Linked DNA regions of Mus musculus: region 1 is linked to region 2. A link is a contact called in ENCODE Hi-C or POLR2A ChIA-PET data. All regions are on one chromosome and are shown on one strand. Each heading gives the region's core, a stretch centred on a gene start or an enhancer-like site at or near the end of the contact. The rest is flanking DNA. Distances are from core to core; before and after follow the strand shown.

Region 1 (3,057 bases), core at 47-2,546, 49 kb before region 2:
CGGGGAGAGTCTTGGCATCTTGCAACGTTGGTAGCCCCAGAGGCTTCCAGTTGTACTGTACTCTGCACCTTTCTGCTAATGCTGTAGTCCAAATACCCCTTCCCCCCAACTCCCCAGATGTGCAGAGCTTCACTGATGAGCTCTGGCCTTGCAAAATGCCAGCTGTCTATGCCCTCCATTCTCCCCTGCTGCTGGGCAGGCAGCTTGGTACCCCCTTAGCTTAGAGAGCAGAGGCTGTCTAGAGCTGGACTTATCTGGAGAGTGCTCTCTGTCATCTTGGGTCAGGTTCACTAGAAATAGAAGCTAAAACACATATTCCTGCACAAGCGGGCTATGGAGGGAGGGTGTTCTTCAAGGTATCCAGCAAGGTAGCCAGAAAGCAGGCTAAAGGAGCCAGAGATGCTAAGCAGAGACAGAAAGCACAGCCTTTGCCCCTCCACAAGGGCTGCTTGGAAGTATGAACTGTATCAGAGATTTCTGGTAGTTTAGAGTTACCCTGGCATGGACATCATGGATGAGGTAGAGATCGACCTTGGAGACATGGCACATTCCCAGCCATGTCCAGATCAGACAGCTCCTCTCAGCAGGGTTAGAGGCAGCACATGGTATGCAGCCCGCCCTGTCCCTAGCAGCTGGGGAATGTTTCATAGACGGGCGAGGGAACCCAAGGGTGCCAATCCTATCAGTCACACCCTCCGTAGCCACTGCCATTGTTTCTTTCCAAGAGCAATCTTGTCTTTTCCTGGATTCATCTCCACTTGGCTCATTAAACCAGGATTACACAGGACTCCTGTGTGCCAGGTCCTGGAGGGTCCAGGCAAACTGAATTGTTTCCAAATAACAAGACTGGCCCCATAGGGCCGGCTGTTGCTTTGGGTTAGGGTCTCCAGTCACCCACATCTCAGCTCTAGACATGGTTTCTTCTTTCCAAAGTTCAACAGTACTGTGAACTGAGTGTCTGTTCCCCAAAACGGAGGCTGGACAGCACAGCTTGCGAGTAAGTCTTTTCCTTTGCAAGAGGAATGAGCTGGGGTAAGGTAGAGGAAGAGTCTAGCAGGCACATGAGATTCCTCCCTTTGTAAACTTTCTGAGCTAAGCAGAGGGGTTAGTGTGGAGAGGCTGTTCTTCTTTCTCCCCGCTCCCTTCCTCCTGGCCTGGCTCAGCTGCAGCCCTGGCCTTGCAGCTACTGCTGAGGAAAACAGAAAACCACAGTTATGAGGCCCCAAACAGGCCTGCATCATGTTTACCAAGTGACAGAACCCTGGGCCGCTCTCCAAAGAGGCTGGAGCTCCTGTGGCAACTTAGACGGCCCATCCACGTCCAAGGTTGTGCTTCCCCGGGCCACGAGGGCTGGGGAGGCTGCTGGCGGTCATTGCAGCCAAGTGTCTCATTTCATCAAGAGGCCCACAGATGTGATTGAATTGGCCGTAGTCACCCAGAGCACTGAGGCCTTGTTTAGGACACATGGGAGGGAGGGGAGGAGGCTGAGATTGAGGCCCATGGGTAAGGGGAAGAAAGAAGGGGTTCGGGTAAGGCTCAGGTTCACTTTCACAGGTGACTAGTCTCAGGTCTTGCCTCTCTTCCCGCTCTCGTGTGTGGTCAGTTACTGGTTTTGAAGCTGAGGTCATTGACCAAGGGTCAAGGAAGAAGGTAAGGCTGAGGCTGTACTGGCTTCAGCTTCTGAGAAGGGTCTGGGAAGCTCCACTTTCTCAGACTCAAGCTATCAATTTCTGGTGTCCCCCCCCTTTTTTTTAATCTCTAGGTTTGGGTCAAGGGAGGACCTACAAAACAATCCTCCTTTCTTTCCTTTATGGTGTCTCACCATGCTGAGGCTTCCTTTCAAAGCACCCCTTCATCCCCACCCTGCCCTCGGCTCACAGGTGGCACCGTAAGCTTCCTAAACCAAATATCCTCAAGAACATTGTACCAAGACACTTCGGCTAATCTTGTTTCACTCCATTCAAAATGGCTTTGGGGTCAACCGGGAGTGGGCAAACCTTTGTCCTATCCCATTTAGTTCCCGTTTTCCACATGACATTGCAATCTTTTCCTGTGCCCTCCTCTGACCCTGTTATCTCTTTAGCCCCCATTCCTGGGTAATTATCTGATGTATTTTTATGTGTATAAGTGTGTATGCACGTGCATGGATATCAGAGGAAGTGAGTTTTCTCTTTCCACCATGTTAAGCTTTGGGCTCTGACCATGCCTCATCCTTTGTCTTCTATCCAAAATGGGGTTCCCTCTGCTTCCTAGCCTTGCTGCCTCCCCTACCCCCAAATGAATGAGAAATCAGAAGCTTCATTTATTCCTGTGGCTACCTTGGTCTCTGTCACTGGAGCCTGAACGCCATACTTTTAGGTCACACCTGTCCCCTGCTCCACTGCCCAGAACCATCTTATCTCAGAAACCCCTTCCTGCTTATGTCCTGAGCTTCTGGTTAGAAGAACGATTCCCTACATACATTTTTAAGGTTTGGATGAAGTGTGCTTTGCCTCTCCAAGGCTCCTGTTATTGGAGCTTGGCTGCCAGCTGGTTGGTAGGCTTTGGGAAATGCTCTAAACCACTTAATGGATTGATTCTTTGGTGGGTTCAGGGCTCGTCACTGGGAGGAAGTGGAAACTTGTGGAGGTAGACGCTTTGTGGGAGAAGCAGGCCACTGAAGCACATCCTTGGTGGTCGTATCTTGTCCTGTCACCCTCTCCTCTGCCTTTTGGCCATGTTTCTAGGGTTGCATGTCCTCCTCTGTCCCACTATACTGTTCTGCCTCTCTACAGGTCCATAGCAGGGAAGCCAGCCAACCACAGACTGGAAACCTCTGAACTGGTGGTTCACCCTCCTTCTACATTGCTTCTTGTAGGCATCTATCTGTCTCAGCAAGGAAACCAAGACTAGCCTAGCCACTGATCTCCTCTTTTGATTCCAAGCACCAGCTGGTCACCAAGGTCAGAGATCTAAGTTTTGGCAGGGAGATGAATCTGCAGGTATGGTCACCTTGCCACCCAGCCTGAAGACATGAGTTGTTTAATTCTTGGGCTTAACCTGGTGGAAGGAGAGAAT
Region 2 (3,237 bases), core at 257-2,756:
ATTTGTAAACTGTCAAATCTCAAGGCATTTGAACTCTGCTCTGAGGGGGCAGTGTGAAGTTATAAGCCGTGATGGTCATGATCACAGCTGCCTGTGCTTTAAGAGGTAGGGGATTGAGCAGGAAGGGAACACAGAGATGGTAAGAGACACTGGAAGGGGATAGGATAATGTTAAAATGGATGATGGTGATGTTTGCTGACCCTGATGGTACCGATGAGGTGATGATAAAGGCAATGGCAGTAGTTGAGGGAGTGTGCTGGTGAAGATGGTGATGGTGGTGGTGTTGACAGCAATGGCAATGACAAAGTGATGATGTTGACCGTGATATTTGTGTGTTTGTGGTGATGGTATCGACGGTGTTGATGATGATTATGGTGATGGTAGTAGTCTTGGTGGTGGTAATGGTGATGGGTCATGGTGGTAATGTTTGTAATATTGGTGGCGATGTTTATGGTCTTGGTGGTGACAATGATGATAGTGGCTTTTTTTTTTTAAGTTGGCAGTGATGCTGATGATTATGGTGATGATAGTGGTGGTTGTGGTGCTGCTGTTGATGGTGGTGACAGCGATGGTGAAGGCTGTGGTTGTGGTAATGTTGGCAGTAGTGAATCCTGACCAGGAGAGAATCTAGAAGGTGCAGAAGAGCTGATGTAATGGTATTTGATGACAGGAGCCATTTGCATTAGGGGAGGTGTGAGGTGATGGCTTTGGATGTTCTTATAGCCTATCGGATATCTAGGTGGTGTCCAGTGGACAGTGAGTACTGGGATCTGGAATTTAGCCAGACAAAGATGAGAGCGGTAGAGAATACACCTGCTTTGGGCATGAGATGCCCGAGAGAGGGCACAGAGGGACAGAACCAGAGCCAGGGTCTCTGTGGCTTCCTGATGTTCAGAAGGGTTTCCGAGTCTCCAGGCTTCCTAGGCTCTGCCCAGGGGCTGGAATCCAGGCTTCTCTGCTTGCCTCTCACCAGTGTCACACTCAGTGTTTTTATTCCTCGCCAGGTTCTCAGGAGGATGACATTTGAAAAGGGAGCTCTGTGCTAAAAAAAAAAAAAATCTCTTTCTAACCCAGGTGAAGGAATTGCCATCCTGTGGGGTTAAGAGAAGGGCCTGGGTGACCCCTTGTGACAGCTGGTCCAGGCTGGAATCAATCTGGAGCTCTGCAAAGGGATCGTGGTGTGTGGAGCAGCCTGCGAATAGGGATCTCTTTATAAGGAGGCTCCCTTCTCCCTTAACAAGCCCAGCGAGTCTGCAGTGGGTCTGGTGGAGGGGGTTGCAGCAGAGACGGTGGCAGGGCTTGAGGAGGTGCCTGATTACAAGTCCTCTAAAACCTGGGCTATGGCTCCAGCCAGATGTCGTCCCAGTGAGCACGTGGCCCTGCTGTGGCCCCAGTTTGGCTGCCGATGACTGCCTGGCCTTTCCTGCCCTCTCCTGCCACAGGCCCTCACACCAGGCCGGAATGTCCTCAGGAAGCGGCATCTCGCTCTGCAGAGGGAGCTTTGCTTCTGGACTCCTGGCTGCAGCTCCAGCCAGGATGTTTTGCAATGAGCCTGGGGAAGCGTCCATTCCGGGAAGATCAGGGAGTGGACGGTGCTTGCCAGCAGGGGTCTGGGTGAGAGGGCAGCCACTGCCTGCTGGGCTGGGGTGGGACAGCCCATTCCTCAGGCCCTGTGGGACCTTGGCCTCTAAGCTGTTTATCTGTCTGTCTGCCTGTCCATCTGGATTAGAGGGGCTGGCTTGCTCACTTCAGTTCCCCAAAGGGCTCCCAACTGCAGGGCAGCTTGAGCCTTCTTTCGCTTTATTTCATCTTGGAATGTTTTTGAATATGACTCAAAAGCGATTACAAATTGAAAAGGTACGCCTGCTTCCAGCCACACTGCCCCTGCCCAGGATCCTGGGCCCCAGGAGTAAACTCCCTCAAGTCCCTTTTGTAGTTTGTTGTCTAGTGTTCTGTTTGCAAACAGAAGTGGCTGCTCCTACCCCAGAGGAATCATGCTATGTGCGATGCTTAGGGCTTTGTTCTCCAAAGGGCCACATGACTGTCTGCACAGGACTCCAGCAGGGGTCATCAAGCGCCATGTGGATCCCTCACATAGGACTGTCTGTATTTGCTTTGGAGGAACATGCTGGAGGTGCAAGGCTCTCTACTTTCTTAAGAGCCAGTCCCTTCTCTGGTCTAACCTGTTCCTCCTACTTTCTCATGTAGCCACATTGACAGGAGAAGACCCCGAGGAAGCATGCCCAAGGGAAAACTGTAAATGACAAAGCCGAGGACTTCAATTCAGGTGGACTGGGATTCGACTCTTTCCTCTTTGTCTGTTGTACTGTTGGGAACTTTAGACCTATGGAGTCTTCTATTTTTAGGAGCCAGACCTTCGAAAATTGGAGAGGGCCAGCCAGTATGTCAAGATCTCACGGCTGCCCTTCCCTCTTGTCCTGACACCTGAGCTCTCCTGTGTGTGAAGGATTTCCGCATGCCCAGAAGACAGCTTCAAGCTTCCAGAGCCAGGCACACTTATAGAAGAAAGGAATAAAACCATTTTACAGATGTGTATGCCGAGGCAGCTGAAAGCAATTGCTGACTTGGGTCATGGTTTAAGTCAGGGTGGGTTCTGGGCCCCTGGCCCTCACATGTCCCTACCCAGCATCCTCTTTACCTGCTCTTCCCCCATAGTGTCACTTTGTGCTTTGTCCCTGAAGGCTTTTACCTGTCTTCTCCACTTTTCTCAGCCTTGTTTACCTGACGGTTCCTTTCCTTGGTCTTCACTGGCTAAGGTCAGCCTCTGGTGTGTATGTATGTGTGTGTGTGTGTGCACATGTGTGTGTGCATGTGTGTATGTATGTAAGTGGGTGTGTATGTGTGAGTGTGTGTGTACATGTGTGAGTGTGTTATATGTGCGAGTGTATGTGTATGTGTGGGTATGTATATGTGAGTGTGTGTATGCATTCTGTGAGTGTATATGTAAGTGTGAGTATGTGTAAATGATTATGTGTGTATATATGGGTGGGTATGTATATGTGTGAGTATGTATACGTATGTGACTTTATATGTGTGTGTATGTGTGAATGAGTGTGTGTATGTGTGTGTGTTAACTGAAGCATGATCTTGGTGGTATATTATCCATGTTCCTTCAGAGTTATGTGTCTAGAATTCCACATGCCCTGTTAGGCTATCAATTCTTTTGAGGAAAAAAGTTGATAAATGGCCTTCGGTGACCCTCAAACTCTTGTGTTC

The links. Hi-C counts contacts between places; a loop is a spot of excess contacts on that map. ChIA-PET counts read pairs that join two places held with the same protein, here RNA polymerase II (POLR2A).
Region 1: a map of gastrocnemius shows a loop between it and region 2 (2.3-fold over the local background). The contact joins two enhancer-like sites. A Hi-C loop is called at or near these places in 4 of 37 maps with a recorded cell type or tissue (ES-E14, gastrocnemius and heart). POLR2A ChIA-PET finds 5 or more read pairs at or near these places in 2 of 5 experiments (both embryonic stem cell).

What each region holds. Positions count from the first base shown.
Region 1 is chr14:25,352,212-25,355,268 of GRCm38, reverse strand. All of the region lies in intron 1 of Zmiz1os1 (a long non-coding RNA gene), which reads left to right. Among named protein-coding and RNA genes, the nearest start is that of Gm41113, 26 kb to the left of the region's middle. Within about 2 kb of position 1,296, at least 2 of the 3 ENCODE cell types and tissues checked have a DNase peak (open chromatin) inside an H3K27ac peak, as active enhancers do; they include gastrocnemius and heart, where a contact is called at or near this core.
Region 2 is chr14:25,302,938-25,306,174 of GRCm38, reverse strand. All of the region lies in intron 2 of Zmiz1os1 (a long non-coding RNA gene), which reads left to right. LOC115486423 (a long non-coding RNA gene) reads left to right here. Exons shown (of 2, transcript XR_001781198.1): 2 at 1-2,554. Among named protein-coding and RNA genes, the nearest start is that of Gm41113, 75 kb to the left of the region's middle. Within about 2 kb of position 1,506, at least 2 of the 3 ENCODE cell types and tissues checked have a DNase peak (open chromatin) inside an H3K27ac peak, as active enhancers do; they include gastrocnemius and heart, where a contact is called at or near this core.